Regions from separate parts of the Homo sapiens genome. Here region 2 is linked to region 1. Evidence: chromatin loops called from intact Hi-C (ENCODE). Cell type or tissue: endothelial cell of umbilical vein. All regions are shown on one strand. Links, peaks and the distances in the headings refer to the core of each region. The heading gives the core; the rest is flanking DNA.

Region 1 (8,996 bases), core at 299-8,298:
TCAGGAAAATGTTTGCCTGTCAGTATCTGCTCTCGTTCCCACCTGTCCCCACAAAGCGAGGCCATAAGTCCTCGGCGTGGCATTGGAGGGTCTCTGAAGGCCCTGAGAGCTGTGTCAGCCACGGTGTGTTATGAAGCAAGGCAGATGTTTTGTTAATTATTTACACAGCGTCGGCCCCGCAGAGGACTGCGCTGACAGGAGCGGCTGTCACAGGCCTGGCCGTGGGGCAGAAGTGAGCAGCCGTCTTCCCCTGGCAGTCCTCCTGAAAAGGTCTGCATGGCAAGGCCTGAGGGAGTCCTGCACATTTTATGCCCCCGCCCCCCAAAGCCATTTGGGTTTCCCTTAAACTGGCTTGTTTTCCTGAGCCGGTGGAGAGATCCTTGTCCTCCGGAAGTGGCTATCGCTCTGGGGCGGCTTCTCTGCCAGCTCGTCACACCCTAGACCCAGCTGTAGTCTGTGTGGTGGGAGAGGGTGTCACCAGGCTCTGGAGGTCCACTCCTCTGTAGTCACCTCATGCAAGGAGGGCTTCACAGGGGCCCAGCCTCTACTCCCTCATCCGGAAAACGGGCCAGTAACACCAGGCACCAGCCCCGTGATCCTCAGGCACCCTTGGGGGTGATCTGCCTTAGAAATTCAACTTTAGGATTAGAATTCTGCTAAGAGGTACCATGTGACAAAAAAGGTAGTGTAAAAATCACAAAGACCAGGACAGGCTCATGCCTATAATCCCAGCACTTTGAGAGGCCGAGGCGGGCAGATCACTTGAGGTCAGGAGTTTGAGACCAGCCCAGCCAACATGGCAAAACCCCATCGCTACTAAAAATACGAAAAATTAGCTGGGCGTGGTGGTGGACACCTTTAATCCCAGCTACTCGGGAGCCTGAGGAGCCTGAGGCGTGAGAATCACTTGAACCTGGGAGACAGAGGCTGCAGTGAGCTGAGATTGTGCCACTGCACTCCAGCCTAGGCAACAGAGCGAGACTCTGTATCAAAAAAAAAAAAAAAAAAAAAAAAAGAGTTCTGCAAAGAATGGCACCTGGCATCAGAGCTTTCCCTGAAAGGCCACTAAGGATGAGGAACGTGAGCTCCGGGGAGGCGAAGGGGGCAAAGCCACCTGCCTGTTGCCTGTTTTACATAAGGAGGTTTTGCATAGGAGTCATTTTAAGATACATGAAGTAGCCAGAATAGATAAATCCACATAGACCTAAAGCAGATTGGTGGTTTCCAGGGCCTTTGGGGAGGGGAGACTGGGGAGCGACTGATTAAGGGACATGGGTTTTTATTGGGGTGACGCAGACGTTTTGGAACCGGATGAAGGTGGTGGTTGCACAACATTGTGATTGTAATACATCCCATCCAGCGGTTTGCTTTAAAGTGGTTAAATATATCTGAGAAAAATGTTAAACATAAAAGTTTTGGCCAGGCACGGTGGCTCACGCCTGTAATCCCAGCACTTTGGGAGGCCGAGGCAGGCGGATCACGAGCTCAGGAGTTTGAGACCAGCCTGACCAATATGGTGAAACCCCATCTCTACTAAAAATACAAAAATTAGCTGGGCGTGGTGGCGTGTGCCTGTAATCCCAGCTACTCAGGAGGCTGAGGCAGGAGAATCACTTGAACCCAGGAGGCGGAGGTTGCAGTGAGCCGAGATGGCGCCACTGCACTCCAGCTTGGGCAATAGAGTGAGACTCCGTCTCAAAAAAAAAAAGACAAGTTTGTCTTGCTTTAAAAAAAAAAATACCTCTCCTTTTACAGATGGCGACACTGAGGCCCAGAGAGACATCATGACCAGCCTCAGGTCCCACATGCAGCCTGCTGCTCTGTAGCCTAAATCAGATCACTGTCCCAGCTTTCAGGTCAAGGCTCTGGTTGTGACACCTGGGCCTGGACTGCGGGTGAAAAGTTTTGATGCAAAAACACAGACCGTCCATTGTCCTATGGGCTAAGTGGACTCCCTTCTGCTAACCAGAGATGCTTGTGCTGGCTGGTGTGTGGCACGTTATCTCATTCTTTCATGACGTATGTCCGGATGGAAGTCCTGGGTCAGGCATTGTGCTGGGAGCCCACACGAAGACCCTCTAATGGCCCCACCCATTGGCCTCTCACCACCTGGTGGGGACAGAGGCTGTCACAACCCCTTCTTAGGTGCTCTTGATCAATTTGCAGGTGGCATTTTTTGGGATGTAGTCTCTGGGGAAGTAGGAGAGCTTCCGGCAGTGAGGGGTGTTTGAACCCACCTGGAGGGAGACGTGGGGTTTGCCAGAGGGCTGAGAGGGCTGGGGTGAAGGGCAGGTAGACCCCAAGGTGGAGAGGCAGGTGGGGCCGGTGGGTGAGAGGTGGGGCTGTGGAACTTCCTCCTGCTTCTTTGGCCTTTGCTCCTGTCGGTAGATGGCCTTACCAGGCACTTACTGTGGGCCATGTTCTAATCTAACCCTTAACCTGAGGGAACTCACTTCATCCTCCCAGTGATGCCGTGATGTGGGTATCGTTCTGCCCATTTTATAGATGAGGAAACAGAGACCCAGAGAGTCCAGGATCTGTGGTGCTTGACGAGCATCAGCCTGAGTGCTGTGAGGACACCCACAGCATGGGGGTCTGAGCTGAAAATTGGAGGACAGAGGCTGCCCTCCGGAAGTGACCAGGATGTGCCCTCAGGAAGTGACCAGCTGCCCAGCTCAGGACCTGTGTGAGGGCCCCCAGGCAGCTGGAAGGAACAGTGTGCACCCAGGTACCATGCCAGGGCCCCTGAGCATCCGTCTTGTCATCGCATAGTTGTAACCTGCCTCACAGACTGAACATGCACTCTAGAAGGGGATGGGACTTGGTCTGTGGACCACAACAGTGTTCTCCATGGCCAGCATTGTGCCTGACACATAGGAGGAGCTCAATTAATATTTGTTGAGTGAATGGGAAGTTTTAAGTAGGCACGCGGCCGGATCCTTGGAGAATGTTTATATGGAGTGAACGAATCTGTTAGCAAACGTTCCTCACTCCCCTCAGTGGGCTGTGCAGGGCTGTATTGAGCTGAGCTGGCCCTTCCCTGGGAGAAGAGGTTTCTTAGAGAAATGCTCATCCTCGAATTATTCCAATGAGGAGGAACCTAAGCCCAGAAGGGCTCTACCTCCCAGAGTTACAGGCTCTCCTTCCTATGCCCCTTCCCTGCCGAGGCAGCTCCCACATGTCTGCATAGGAGGGCTTTGGGTTGGAATGGGTCAGTGCTGTGTCTTAAAGCTGCATTTTCTACCAAGCACACACTTTGTTTAGAGGGCATATCTTTTGGGGTTGCTTTGAGGAAAGGCTAACCAAGCCACCTCTGAGCACAGACATGACTTTTTGGCAAATGAGCAGGACCCCAGATTACACCCCATCTTAGAAAGTAGGAAACCCAGCATTGAAAGAGGAAAGATTCTGCAGCTGATGTGGCCTTGGCGGGCCACCAGCGTGGGTGCCCAGATGGCAGGATCACTGGGCACCACATGGCACACAGAAGAGAGCAAAGGAGAGGGAGTCCGCCCCTGGGCTTGGCAGGTCCGGTCGAGTCCGCCTGGATTCAGTTACAACAGGACCTCGAGTGGGCACGGCGTGCCGGACTGAGTCAGTGTGTGTACATTTCCTTTGTTCGTCTCCTCCGGGAATGTAGTGGCCTTTTGTGTGTGTTTTAAATGCCAGCCTCCTTACCTAACCCAAGAGGAAATGAGGACTGGGTTTTTGTCTGTGCAGACGCTGGGACAAGTGTGGGAGCCGCCTGCTCTTGGAGCCAGCCTAGTGGTGACAGCGTGGCATTTGGAAAACATTCTGTGGTTTTCTCCAAGGGGTGATGGGCACACCAGGTGCTGGGCCGCCCCTGAGCTGGCCACTGGGACCCTGAAATGAGGAAGCCCTGTGACCAGGTTTCATGATGCCATTCAGCAAGGGACGGCTGAGCACCACATGCCTTCTTGGCCCCTGGGGAAACACACAGGAATCAGATGAGGTCCCTGCCCCGTCTTCCTGGGGAAACATGCAGAGAAAATACTTGTACTCTGAGCTAACACCTTTCACTCGCACAGACCTTTATGGTGTTCTGTGTCTTCAGACATTGATCACCTGTAGGTGAGACACATCATGGCCCCACTTTCCAAACTCCCAAACGGGCTGTGATCTGTAGAAGTATTTAGTGCCATTCAGGGACAGGAGAGATGGTTTGGAAGATGCTGTCTGCTGTGCGAAGTCTCTGGATGCTCAAATGGCTTATGGGGTGGCATCTTTGAAATTACCCAGTCCTGAAAATTTCAGGACATATGGTCACTGTGATGTGCTAATGTTAGCAATTGAGATATTTAATGACCCAGAAAAACCCCTTTTCCTACCCAGTGCAGGTTACTGGAGAGCCTTTATTTCTCAGGAGGAGGGTCTTACACAGTGTAATTTGGACCAGCAGATAGGGAGTCATTATCCCTCATTCATTTATTAGCTAATTAAGTGGTTTATCTGGTCACACATTTACTCCTTCAATTGCCATTCATCCAGCACTGTTTGCTGATGTACCTGGCCTGGTGCTGGGTACTGGGGGTGGAATGAAACAGAACAAATATGACTGAGTCCCTACTGTGTGCCAGCCCATAGGGTGTGCTGTGTGCCACAGGTGAATGCATTCACTTCCCAGTGGACATTTAACAACCACCTACTGTGTGCAGACTCATGGAGATGCAGAAATGCAAATGGCACAGTCCGTAGTGGTTTGGACACTTGTGGTGTTTTGATGGGGTCTTTAGTCCTGGCTCTCTCTCTGCTTGCTGTGATATACCCAGTCAGCCACTGTTCACAGGCCACGTGGTGACGTCCCCAGAATGAACCAGAAACAATCCAGATGCCCCAGGAACCGACGTGAGAACAAGGCATCCCCTTCACACGTTGTGTCTCAGTTCAGCGTCTTGCCACCACCCAGCATTTTGAGACAGAATGTGAGATCGCGTGGTTGGCTAAATACATAAATATTTTATGTCTCGATATTCTGAAAATGAAGCCCAAATGCACAGAACTGCAGCACATCAGTGCTATAGATCATATGTTATAATAATCTGATGACATGTTGTTTAAATATTTATGGACTGATGCGACATGACAATGGGGGAGAGAGGAGGCTCGGAGCAGAGTCTCGGCAGATGCGGGAAGGAGGGAGCAGATTCCTGTGATCCCGAGAAGCGTCACAGGACACCTGGGTTTCTGATGTGATGTTTTGGGGTTTTATGACAAAAACAGTGGCTGACATTTATTGAGCGCTTGCCGAGTGCTGTACCCTTCACTGATACCATGTCATTGAATCATCACAGCATTCCCAGATGGTGGGGCTCTTATTAACCCCAAGTTACAGAGGGGAAACTGAAGCCCAGGGCAAGTCAGTGGTCCACCCCAGACCCCACAGCTAGTGAGTGGCCCAGGAGCAAATCCAGGCTGACCCCATTCTGCATTCTAGCTCTTAATTACTGTGCCGTGCTACTCTAGGGGTGACAGGTCATATCTGAAAACCCCCCACCCCTGCCTGGGTGACCCCTTGCTTGGTGCTAACTGGACTTTTTTTTTTTTTGAGATGGAGTTTCACTCTTGTCACCCAGGCTGGAGTGCAATGGCACGATCTTGGCTTACCGCAACCTCTGCCTCCCGGGTTCAAGCAATTCTCCTGCCGCAGCCTCCCGAGTAGCTGGGATTACAGGCACCCACCACCACGCCCGGCTAATTTTTTTTTGTATTTTTAGTAGAGATGGGTTTCACCATGTTGGCCAGGCTGGTCTCGAGTGATCCGCCTGCCTCGGTGGACTTTCTAAATCACAGGAAAGGAAGGTGATGTCTGTAAAATGTCGGATGGGATTGGAAGGCACAAGGAATGAATAGCTTAGGAGGGGCAGGGAGTCGTGTGGAAGGGCCACTGCAGCCCGGTGCCTGGCACATAGTAGGTGCTCAGGAAATGTGGTTCTTGAGCCTCTGCCCTTCTCTTTGTTGTTGGTTTTGCAGAGTCATTAAGGGAGTTTACTGCAGACTGTCCCCCATATAAGTGTCCTGTGGCCCCTGAGCCTTTGCCTCAGCCTCTCTCTCTCCCTGCAGTGCCCTGGGAGGAATCAACTGACAGCCCTTTCAGTCTCCCACAGTCCAGCCAGTTAAATCAAGGTGTTCCCCTTTTATAGAGGAGTCTCCTAGAGCCAACCGCAGCATCCCTGCCTTTGGGAGCCACCTGGAATGTGCCAGCTGCAGTAGCCGTTCCTTCCACGCCCCCCCCCCATGCTGTCTGTGGGGCTTGCCACTGAGTGCTCCATCTCCCCATGTGCTCCATCCCCCGGCATCTGCTGCCATTGGTCCTGCCTGTTGCGTTACTTCTCTGTGCCCTGGAGCCCCTCAAGCACAGAGGCCTCGAAAGGTTGATCAGACATCCTCAGCACCTGGAGCGGGGCCTGGCACACAAGACGGCAATGAACGGCCAACCCTAGAAGTTCACCCCACAAGACCTGCAGGGCGGGGGCTGAGTGTCCAAGAAGCCTCTTGGGAAGGGATGGTCTTAGACCTAGTGGTGTCTTCCCATTCTGCAGAGGCCTAGGGATGTCCCCAGGTCCCCAGAGTGGGAGGGGAAGGGTCAGAAGTCCATGGAAATAAAACACAGGGCCAGCTACAAAATTTGTGGGGCCCAGTGCAAAATGAAGATGCAAGTTCCCTTGTTCAAAAAGCAGTAAAAAAAAAACACAAAAGTTTTTTCCTTTCCTTTGCAATCTCTTTCCATCTGTCATGATGTTTTTTGTTTGCTATTTAATGTCTCACTCCCTGGACACAAGATACTTTCAGGGTGAGTGCAGACCTCACAGGTGTGGGCACACCTGCCCCCGACCCTCCTGCCTGCATCCGGGCCCCTGCTGCAGGTAACGGGTGGCAGAGGTTGCTGGGTGCGGGAGCAGGCAGCTGAATACCCGTCCTGGGGAGGCAGCTGAGACTCTGTGCTGCCAGCATGTGCTCCATTATTCCACCAGACTCCACTTAACACAGATTCAAAGATGACATGAAGCATTTCAGGACAGTGAAAGCACAGCATGAAGCCCTACGCTTGGGGCTCCCTTCTTAGGGCAGGGCCAGGTCACCTGGACATGAAGCCAGCCTGATGGGAGGGGCCATAGCACCCACACACACATTTCACACAGAGCAAGGGCCTTATGTTGGTTCTCTCCACAGAGCTGGGGCCAGATCTGATTTGAAGGGAAAGTTCTGTGTTAAGCACTGTCTGCAGACTGCTGGCCCAGCAGGTTAGTCGGCCAGCCAGGGGCTCTCCCTCTTCATCCGGAGCCTCTGGTGCCAAAGACACACCATGGTCAGCCCTCCCTGACTTAATCTCTCACACCATTGCCAGAGATTGTTGCAGTAACAAACCCAACCCCTCTGACTTCCGCTCCTTGAGTGACAAGGGTCAGAAATCGAGTGGCGCGGTTGCCAACCTTCTCACTCAGGAACAACGCCAAACACGTGGTGCCCCAGAGATCAGAGAGGGTGAGGAGCTTGGATTCCACCAGCTGTCACGCTGTTCCCAGCCCCAAAATGGGGAGGCTCAGCACCCACAGGGAGTGACGTCTGGTTACTCTGAAAACATGGACAAGGAGGCTCAGGTGAGGGGTACTTACTTAGTACCCACTGTGCACCGGAGACCCGGCCAAGTACTTTCCGTGTGTTGCCTTCGTTAATCCTCGTGACAACTTTGAGCTGATCCTGTTTTTCAGATGAAGTTAACTGAGGCTCAGAGAATGAAGCTGCCAGTCCAAAGCCATAAACCACACACTTTGGAAACTGAGATTTGAACCCAGGCCCGGCTGGCCCCAGAGTTAGTGCTCTTTGCACACGAATCCCAGGCACACTGGCTGGCTGAGGTCCCTCCCTGGCTGGGCCTCTTGCCCCCACCGTCTGCTGCATCTGCATCTGCAGGACAGGGGCCAGACCTCAGCGCTGCTGCCTGTCCACTCCTGCCCCTGAGCAGTCCATCCTTGTTCTTGGCAGGGAGCAGATCTCAGGGCCACAGCTCCAGCTTTTCTCCTGCAAGGCCTGGCCAGCTCTGTGGCTGTACTTGTGCCCAGAGAGACAGGTGGCAGCGGCAGAGTTAGGCACACCTGGCCGTGAGCCACACCCACCTTGTGCTCCCCGTGTCTCCTGGGCTTGTTACCGCCCACTCAGGCCTCTGTTTTCCCATTTGTGGAGCAAGGGGTAATAGCAGATCCTGTCTCTGGGGCAGTTTTCCCAATCTATTGTGGTAAGGGTGTATAGTCCTCAGTTCCACGCCAGGCCCAGAAGAGGCCTTTGATACTCTGTGTTGATGGTAAACGACATGGTATGGGGTGAGCTCGGAGCTTGGTGGCCCCTGTGACGCTCTGGGGAGCGCTTCCCCAGGCCACAGGGCAGGCTCTCAGTCCAGAGCTGCCCTCCCTAAGGAATTCATCCCTTCCTTGTTTTCTTTGTTCATTCATTTCATCCCACAGATCCAGGCGCTCTGCTGAGATACAGTAATGAGCCCCAGGCATGAAGTCCCTGCCTGCACAGGGCTGGTGCTGTGGTTCCTAAACAAGAAACCGGTGCAGGGTTCCTGGCCAGGCAGTGCTGGGGAGAGGTAGCTGGGACAGCGTGGTGGCCCATGGCTGCCACAAAGAATGGAGTTCCTTCAATCTCTTTCTTCCATTAAAGGGCAATCCCTGGGGATTTAACATGCTGCCTTTCGTGTGAGGTCCCAGCACTCCCAGCGTCCTGGGAAGGCCTCATCGGGCTTTGCTTTGCTTCAAGGTGTCTTTGAGAAATCAGTTTTTCCAGTTGCAATGTGGGAGTTTTCCCCAGGCTCTCCTGAGACTCACAACCGCTCCCCCTAACGCTGCTGGTCATGGAGACCCACCTGGGCCAGGCCCTGGTCACATGTGATCGCATCGACCTCTCTTGGTGACCTTGAGAGTCAGGTCCTATTAATTCATTTTACAGATGAGGAAAGGGAGGCTGAGTGAGGCTGC
Region 2 (8,996 bases), core at 430-8,429, 53 kb after region 1:
CCTTCCCTGTCCCTGACCCAAGTGTGTCCCCTTCCAGACCCACCTGGGCCCACCAAGAGGCCACAGGCTGTGAAGTGGACTCCATGTGGACCAGGTTCTAGACTCAGCTCGGCCCCTGCTTGCTGTGGACCCGTGGCTGATCCCTTCCCCTCTCTGGACCTTGGCGATTTAGCCCAATGGACGTCTGGAGCCCCTTTCTGCCTGTGCCTGTGTAGACTGCCTGGGCATTTAAGGGAGCCCTTCCTTAACCCCCTGCCCTCAGACGTGCAGGGAAATGGGGGAGGAGTCTCCCTCCTCCCCTCCCCAGGAACCAGCGCCTCCTTGATGGGGCTTTACTTCCTACCCAACCCCTCTCATTTCTCCCTTGTTGGAGAAACTGTGTCATGCCTGGACTGCTGATGACCTGGGCAGTTTTTGGGGAGTCCTCCCTGAGAGGTTGTGAGATTTCCTGGTGACATAATGAGGTGAAGTTCAAGAGGAGGGTGAAGGAGCAGGGTGTTCCCATTTATCCTCATAGCAGCTTGCCCACGCCGTAGGTCATGTCTCAGAGATTTGAAGGCACTTTCAACTTGCCATTCACTTGCTTTGACACTTTTTTTGGTAACTGAAAAACATGTCTATGGAGCATGATGTGTGCTGAGGGCAGCGATGTGATGGCCAGTGTTCGCGCAGGACGTCCTTTTCAACACAAAATCTGGGCAAGAGGATTTTCTTTTCTTTCTTTCCTTTTTTGATAACAGGGTCTCGCTCTGTCACCCAGGCTGGAGTGCCGTGGTGCGATCTCGGCTCACTACAACCTCCGAGTAGCTGGAATAACAGGTGTGCACCACCACACCCGGCTAATTTTTGTGTTTTTGTAGAGACGGGGTTTCACCATGTTGGCCAGGCTGGTCTTGAACGCCTGACCTCAGGTGATCCACCCGCCTCGGCCTCCCAAAGTGCTGGCATTACAGACATGAGCCACCACGTCTGGCCCACCTTCTTTTTTAAATTTCCATTTTTATTTTAGATTCAGAGGGTACACATGCAGGTTTGTTACAAGAGTATATTGTGTGATGCTGAGATTTGGGCTTCTGATCCCGTCACGCAGATAGTGAACATCATACCCAATGGGAAGTTTTTCAGCCCTTGCCCCACTCCCGCCCCCTCTTGTAGAGCCCAGTGTGTCTACTGTTTCCATCTTTATGTTTGTGTGTACCCAGGATTTAGCTCCCACTTATAAAAGTGAGAACATGCAGTATAGATATGTTTCTGTGTTATTTCTCTTAGGATAATGGCCTCCTGCTGCATCCGTGTTGCTGCAAAGGACATGACTTTTATTCTTTGTTGTGGCTGCATAATATTCTATTGTATACATGTACCACATTTTCTTTATCCGGCCCACCATTTCTGCGCACCTAGATTGATTCGGTGTCTTTGCTTTTATGAATAGCGCCGTGATGGACATACAAACCCATGTGTCTTTTTGGTAGAACCATTTATATTCCTTTGGGTATATACCCAGTAATGGGATTGCTGGGTCAAATGGTAGTTCTATTTTTAGTTCTTTGAGAAATTTCCAGACTTTGTTCCACGGTGTCTGAACAAATTTACATTCCTACCAAAAGCATAGAAGTGTTCCCTTTTCTTCGCAGCCTCACCAACATCTGTTATTTTTTGACTTCGTAATAATTGCCATTCTGACTGGTGTGAAATGGTATCTCATTGTAATTTTTTTTTTTTGAGACTGGGTCACACCCTATCATCTAAGCTGGAGTGCAGTGGTGTGATCATGGCTCACTGCAGCATCAGCCTCCCAGAATCAAGTGATCTTCCCACCTTAACCTCCCAAGTAGCTTGGGCTACAGGCCTGCACCACGAAGCCCAGCTAATTTTTTTTTGTAGTGACAAGGTCTCACTCTGTTGCCCAGGCTGTTCTCAAACTCCTGGGCTCAAGCAGCCCTCCCACTTCAGCCTCATGAAGTGCTGGCATTATAGGCATGAGCCCCTGCACCCAGCCTATTGTGGTTTTGATTTACATTTCTCTGATGATTAGTGATGTTGGGCATTTTTTTCCTGTTTGTTAGTTGCTTGTATGTCTTCTTTTGAAGAATCACTGTTCATGTCCTCTTCCTACTCTTTATTTTATTTTTATTTATTTATTTTTTATTTTGAGACAGAGTCTTGCTCAGCCACCCAGGCTGGAGTGCAGTGGCATGATCTTGGCTCACTGCAACCACCGTCTCCCGGGTTCAAGCGATTCTCCCATCTCAGCCTCCTGAGTAGCTGGGATTACAGGCACCCACCATCATGCTCGGCTAATTGTTGTATTTTAGTAGAGACGGAGTTTCACCATGTTGGCCAGGCTGGTCTTGAACTCCTGACTTCAGGTGATCCACCCACCTTGGCCTCCCAAAGTGCTAGGATTACAGGCGTGAGCCACTGCGCCCAGCCTATTTACTTATTTTTTATTTTTATTTTTATTATTTTTAGAATCTCACTCTGTCACCCAAACTGGAGTGCAGTGGCACAATCTCAGCTCACTGCAACCTCCGCCTCCCAGGTTCAAGCGATTCTCCTGCCCCAACCTCTCGAGTAGCTGTGACTACAGGCACCTGCCACCATGCCTGGCTAATTTTCGTATTTTTAGTAGAAATGGGGTTTTGCCATGTTGGCCAGGCTGGTCTCGAACTCCTGATCTCAATGATCCGCCCACCTCAGCCTCCCAAAGTGCTGGGATTACAGGCGTGAGCCACCATGTCCAGCCTCCTCTGCTCACTTTTTAATGTTTTGTTTTTTTTTATTGATTTAAGTTCCTTATAGATTCTGGACATTAGTCCTTTGTCAGATGCATAGTTTATGAATGTTTTCTCCCATTCTGTCAATTGTCTGTTTACTCTGTTGATCATTTCATTTGCCATGCAGAAGCTCTTTCATTTAATTATGTCCCACTTGTCAGTTTTTGGTTTTGTTGCAATGGTTTTTAAGGACTTGGTCTTAAATTCTTTGTCAAGGCTAACGCTGAGAAAGGTATTTCCTAGGTTTTCTTCTAGGATTTTTATAGTTTGAGGTCTTACATTTAAGTCTTCAATCAATCTTGATTTAATTTTTACACATGGTGAAAAGTAGGGGTTCCGTTTCATTCTTCTGCATATAGCTAGCCAGTTAATTGAGTAGGGAGTCCTTTCCCCATTGCTTATTTTTGTCAACTTTGTTGAAGATCAGGTGGTTGTAGGTATGCTGCTTTATTTCTGAGTTCTATATTCTGTTCCATTGGTCTATGTATCTATTTTTGTACCAGTACCATGCTGTTTTGGTTACCATAGGCTTGTAGTATAGTTTGAAGTCCAGTAACGTGATGCCTCCAGGTTTGTTCTTTTTGCTTAGGATTGCTTTGTGTGCCGCCTTCTGAAGTCTAGTCACCCTGTGTAAATTACCTACATTTGTTACTGACCAAGGTTCTTCCACAGGGGAGCCTGCTGCTAAGATGGCAACAGGGCTCCCTCCCAGCCACCCCTGGGAACCAGGATTGAATGTGCTGCACCTGCGTCCTCAGCTGTGCAGGGTGCCTGGTTCCTCGCAGTGGTGTCTGGATATTCACTGAGCCACAGCGCTGCTGGCTGAGGGGCAGGCAGGGGCCAGCACACCCACCTCAGGGCCAGACCTTGGTCCAGAGCAGGGGTTTGAGGACTTGGACAGGCAGTGGGCGCCATAGCAGACAGGGATCAGTCTCTGGGGGGACCTGGTGAGAGGATGGACGCATGGGGAGGAGCTGGGGCCAGTGGCTGAGCCTGCTCTGGCCCCCAGGGCCCACACATGGGGGGCTGGCTTGGGGAATGAATGAATGAATGAATAGGGGCTTGCATGGCTCTGTAACATCTGCCCAGGCTCCCCTCATTTTAGAATCCACGGATGGGCACAGTGCATCCTTCTCCCAACGACTTCCGGGCCTTTTGGGAAATGTGCTCACTATCGGCCTCTGGTGGTTGGCTGGTGTCTGGACTAGGCTGACCACACCCACACCAGGGCAGGATATTCGAGTCCCCTCTGCTTTCCCAGATCCTGGAGTCTCTTTGATATAAACAGTCAGCTTTGTTATGAACAGATGCCAGGGGCTCCTCTTAGCCTGGAGGGCCTGACTTCCAGCCAGGGGGGCACCGTTCTGTCCAGCTCCATGCTCCACTGCAGCAAACATGCAGGCGGTGGTGCGAAGGACAGAGGCAGCGTCTCAGCATGAGCAAATCAGCCGGGCAGCTCTCATGCCTCCAGGGATTTTTTTCAACATTTCACAAGGGCCAGGCATGGTGGCATGCAGCCGTAGTCCCAACTGCTCAGGAGGGTGAGGTGGGAGGATCGCTTGAACCTAGAAGTTCAGTTTCAATCAGGGCAACATAGTGAGATCCTATCTCTACAAAAAAATATTTTAAAAAAAATGATTTTACAAGAGATAGGTCAGGAATTGAGAAAGAGTGGGAAGGATGAAGGCAGGAGATGGTCCTTCTGAGGAGCACCTGCAGGCTGGCCGTGTCTGGGCACAGGGACAGAGAGGTGGGGCCCAATGCCGCCCTCAGGGTCGGGGTGGTGAGGAGGAGGGGGAGGGTCCTTTCCACAAGTCCATGCTGAGTCTCACATAGCTCTGTGCGGCTGCCCTGTTACACATTTCAAGAGTATTGACCCATGTCGTCTTCACAACTATGCTTCAAAACATTATGCCAGTTTTACAGATGAGGAATCTGAGACTTGGGGATGCAAAGTGGCTTTCCCAGTGTCACCCAGGCCTTCCTGACTCCCCAGCACAGGCCTTTCTTTCCCTGGGACCCACTTCTCTAGCAAATGCCAGGGCCTCAGTGACCGGGTGCCAGCAGGGTGCCGGTGGCAGGCAGGCACTGGGTCTGTCCCGTCTTCACTTGGTGCCCCCTTCCCTCTTTCCCTCCTCATGCAGCAACTGAACCACCCAAATATCATCAAGTATTTGGACTCGTTTATCGAAGACAACGAGCTGAACATTGTGCTGGAGTTGGCTGACGCAGGGGACCTCTCGCAGATGATCAAGGTGAGCGCCTGGCGGGGTGGGGGTGCTGGGGGCTGCGCAGATCTGGAGCCAAAGGTGGCAGTCTTCCTTTAGCCCAGTCCCACAATGCTCTGCCTTTAGCCAGAGGCGGCCACCCGGGGACCCTGGGCGCCCCCCTGCAGATGCCCACAGGCCTCAGCTGCAGTCTGGTGAGGGCCTCTCAGGGTCCGTCCCCAGCTGCTGTTGCTGGAGGCCTCTTTCTTTCCACTGGCCTCAGGGAAGCTCAGCTCAAAAGAGCCCATATGCAAAAGCAAGGCGAAGGTGGTGCCAAGACAGGATGGTGGCTGGGAGGGGGCCAGCCATGGGCAGAAGGAACTCCTCTGGCCACCCCCAGTGCCCCAGCCTACCACAGGCACATGAGCCACTTCTCCTGCCTCACAGAAGGAGCAGGGGCAGCACCCCGTTTGGTCAGACCCCAGCTCTTGGGAAAGCATCTTGTAGATCCACTACCTCATTTTAAAGAAGGGGAAAACTGAGCCCAGAGAGGTTAAGAGACTTGCCTGAGGATACCCAGCATTGTGGGTACAGAGCCATGCCTGTGGCCCAGGTCTCTTTTCCTGGCCTGGGACCCTTTGGTGGACATGGTCCCAAGATGCTCTCCCCAGCCCTAGAGGGGGAACTTCATTTCCATGTTAGGGCTGACACCCAGGCCTGGGGTCTTCAAGAGATTGAGTGACTGTTCGAGTCACATGGGCAGGCTCAGCGCCAGGACTGGCTCATGCTCCACGCCCCTACATACATCTTCACCTGCCTCATCCCACCACCCAGGGCACAGGGCGGAGTTCACCATGAGTCTGGTGTCCAGGACCACTGCAGCTTCAGTGAAACAGCAGCACCTCCTGCCAGCCTCCACCCAGCCCAGTACGCTCATGCGTCCCTCACTGAGTCCCCGCCGTCCTCAAATAGCAAAGCTCAGAGAGGTCTAGTCTCCTGCCCAAGGCACCTCAGCCTCTAGGTGGAAGCCCCCAGGCCTGCCTGACCCCCAGGCCCAAACCTTCAGCCCCTACTCCACTGCTCCTTAGTGGAGGTCCTCACGTCCCTACTGGCTTGGACCTCTGTCCCCAGGGCCCTGCTGTGGCCCCATCACCTCTCTACCCTGGATGCAGCCTGCCTGCTCCCAAGTGAGGCTGGGCCCCGCTGGAGCCCCCACCCTGCTCACAGCCGCACTTAGAAACGGGGCCGGATGTGGGTTCTCTGTCTTTCCCATCAGGCACTGGGGATTGAGCAATTGCTCAGTGCTCTTCTGAAATTTGGGTCCTAGGAATACAGGCGTCACTGGGAAGTGGCATTACTTGAGCTGTTATCACCTGCTCTTACATTTCCGTTGACATATTAATGCCTTTGCAGGGATGTTAATCTGCACACAGATCCCTGGTGGGAACAGATGTGCTAGATCATGTCTTAGCTCTTCCTCTCCCCCGCCCCCGCTTTACTTGTTTCTCCTTCACACGGATTCCCTTGCTGAACATACAAGCATCGTGTATCCACTGTGTGCCAGCCCTCATGCCAAGAACTAGGGTTGCCGCCAGCATGGCTCCTGCCCTCAGGGATCCCAGATTCTAACAGGAAAACAGACCCTCGAATGAGTAGTTAGGAGCCAGTGTGAACAAGCCATGTGCAGGGCCTGTGGGAGTCAGAGAAGGCTTCCTGGAGGAGGTGACACTGAGCTGAGCTGTTAGGGGAGGTGGGCTGTCCAGAAGCAGAAACGGTCCCACAGGGATGGGAAAGGGAAGGGAGCTGAGATGGAGACCACCGGATCACGTAGGGCCTGTTGCTCCAGGCTCGGGGTCCAGGACCAGGCCCTAAGGTCAGAGAAGCTTCCTAAGATTCATGGCGGTGAACAAACGTGGTCAGCTCTGTGTTCTAGAAGAAAGACTGGAGGCCGGGTGGAAGGAGAGGTGAGGGCAGGGACGGAGGAGGAGCAGGAGATGAAGGAGAGGCCTCTCCCTGCTGCCACACGGGAACGCAGCCCGTGGAGAGGACGCCTCACCCTCTCAGCCCCAGTGGAGCCCAGACACTGTGGCCTCTCAGTCCACGGAGTGGGGCTGCCGTCAGACAGGCAGATGGGGGGCTGGGGCTGGGCAAATCCCTCTTCCCTGAACCTCAGTTTCCACCCTGTCCCCGGGAACCTCTTGGAGGGAGCATTGCAGGAAACCCAGGCCAGGTGCAGTCTCCCTCAGCTGAGAGAGAAGAGGAGACATGGGGGCATTCTATCCAGCATCCCTTCTCTATGCCAGGCCTGGGATGGGGTGTCTCCTTCCCTGTGCACCCCTTCCTTGGCTTCACCAGAGCCAACACTGGCTCAGGGTTCAAGTCAGTCATGAACCCAGCAGGATTGAGTCTAGGATGGGTGTGGCCTCAGTTTCTGAGCAGCCACCTGGCCCCCCACGCCTCGGGTCCTTCCTCCTCACCTGGCATGGTTCCCCCTCCCACAGTCCCCACCTCTCTCCCCCCACTGTCCCTGCCTGCTCCCGTTCCCTCCAACCCGGCTCAGGGGCCCTCACCTGCAGAGCTGGCTCGGTGCAGCCGCCAGCAGGGGAGGCCTGGCAGTGCAGAGACCCACTCGAGTAAGACACGTCCCCTGGATGGCCTCAGGCGGGTCCCTGTGCCTCAGTTGCCTCATCTGTAACATACCAGCACAATGCCTGGGGTTTGGTGGGAGCTCGGTTCCCCTGGTTCTGCCTGCTCTCAGGCCACCTCTGGGTTTCCAGAGGAACAGGGGATACCCCATGGTCGCCCCACTGGCCTCAGAGGCTGTCAGGCAGCAGGGATTGTGTCCCGAGAGCCTGCAGCCTCAAGGGCTGAGCTGCGCCATCACAGCCATGGTGCCCGAGTTATTTACGAGGAAGAGTGAAGCTAGGAGCTGCCGTAGCCCCAGAACCCACCAGAGACTCTGCGCCTCCCCGCTAAATGTCAGACAGCGCTTATAGGACATGACATTTAGAAAATCACCACTCTCGGCCACGCGCGTCCCTGCTTAAATGCTGTAATGAGGATTCACTCACATCACAGCGTGAATAACATCCCGGCCTGGCCCGCCACAGGCCTGGAGGTGGCCTGGGGGTGGGGTCTGTGCTGAGACCTGGGACGGCTCACCTGAGAGGGCCTCCCAGAATTGTACCTCAGAACAGCCTCGAGGGGATTTACGGCGAGGTCAGGGGCTCCCCACTGCGACTGTCCCACCGTGGGAAGCACCCAGACCTGGGTCCCAGCTGGGTGCTGGGTGACCTTGGGCATGTTCCTGAACCTCTGAGCTCAGTCTCCCATATCAATGGTTACTGGTGTTATTAGAAGTGGGCTAAGGGGGCCAGGCGTGGTGGCTCACGCCTGTAATCCCAGCACTTTGGGAGGCCGAGGCAGGCAGATCACCTGAGGTGAGGAGTTCGAGACCAGCCTGGCTAACGTGGTGAAACCCCATCTCTACTAAAAATACAAAAAATAGCTGGGCGTGGTGGCGCACACCTGTAATCCCAGCTACTCGGGAGACTGAGGCAGGAGAATTGCTTGAACCCAGGAGGTGGAGGTTGCAGTGAGCTGAGATCACGCCACTGCACTCCAGCCTGGGCGACAGAGGGAGACTCCATCTCAAAAAAAAAAAGAAGTGGGCTAAGGACTTGGGCTTTCTAGGTGGGAGGCCTGGGGCTGAGCTGTGTTTCTGCCTCTTTCTACGTGGCCCTCAGTTTCGTTTCCCTGTCTGTAAGATGGGCCTAGCCCTCCCTCTTAGGCCCGGCATGGTGGCCACACCCTGCAGGTGGTCTGAAAGTGCTGGCCCAGCTCCTTTCCTCCACCCATGCCCCTTTCCAGGCCAGTGTGTCCTGGTCAGTTCCCAGCTTCCCAGCACCAGAGCAGCTGCCCTGACCAGCAGGCCCACAGCGCCGCCTCTGCCTGCTTTGGGGAAAGGTGGTTGCTTTGAAGCAAAAAGCCCCTGCACAAAAAGCTGGTATGC

What was found. Hi-C counts contacts between places; a loop is a spot of excess contacts. Peaks named below come from ENCODE experiments on the same cell type or tissue, not always from the same donor. Only the 100,000 strongest peaks of a DNase experiment are listed, where the experiment ranks them.
Region 2: a loop joins it to region 1, with 3 times the contacts of the local background. A loop is called at or near these places in 12 of 110 quality-filtered maps.

Annotation. Positions count from the first base shown.
Region 1 is chr9:124,263,825-124,272,820 of GRCh38, forward strand. The region is part of intron 1 of NEK6 (NIMA related kinase 6); the gene reads left to right. LOC124902268 (a long non-coding RNA gene) reads left to right here. Exons shown (of 2, transcript XR_007061765.1): 2 at 6,082-6,716. Among named protein-coding and RNA genes, the nearest start is that of NEK6, 10 kb to the left of the region's middle. RefSeq lists enhancers at 129-742, 174-263 and a silencer at 1,244-1,303. In endothelial cell of umbilical vein, for the core only: no CTCF peak of the experiment used is centred there; DNase peaks (open chromatin) are centred at 3,637 and 7,307; H3K27ac peaks cover 4,423 bases.
Region 2 is chr9:124,316,538-124,325,533 of GRCh38, forward strand. It overlaps NEK6 (NIMA related kinase 6), which reads left to right. Exons shown (of 10, transcript NM_014397.6): 5 at 4,922-5,032. Among named protein-coding and RNA genes, the nearest start is that of NEK6, 63 kb to the left of the region's middle. RefSeq lists enhancers at 8,078-8,157, 8,168-8,217, 8,707-8,756. In endothelial cell of umbilical vein, for the core only: a CTCF peak has its summit at 3,971 (motif pointing left); a DNase peak (open chromatin) is centred at 3,944.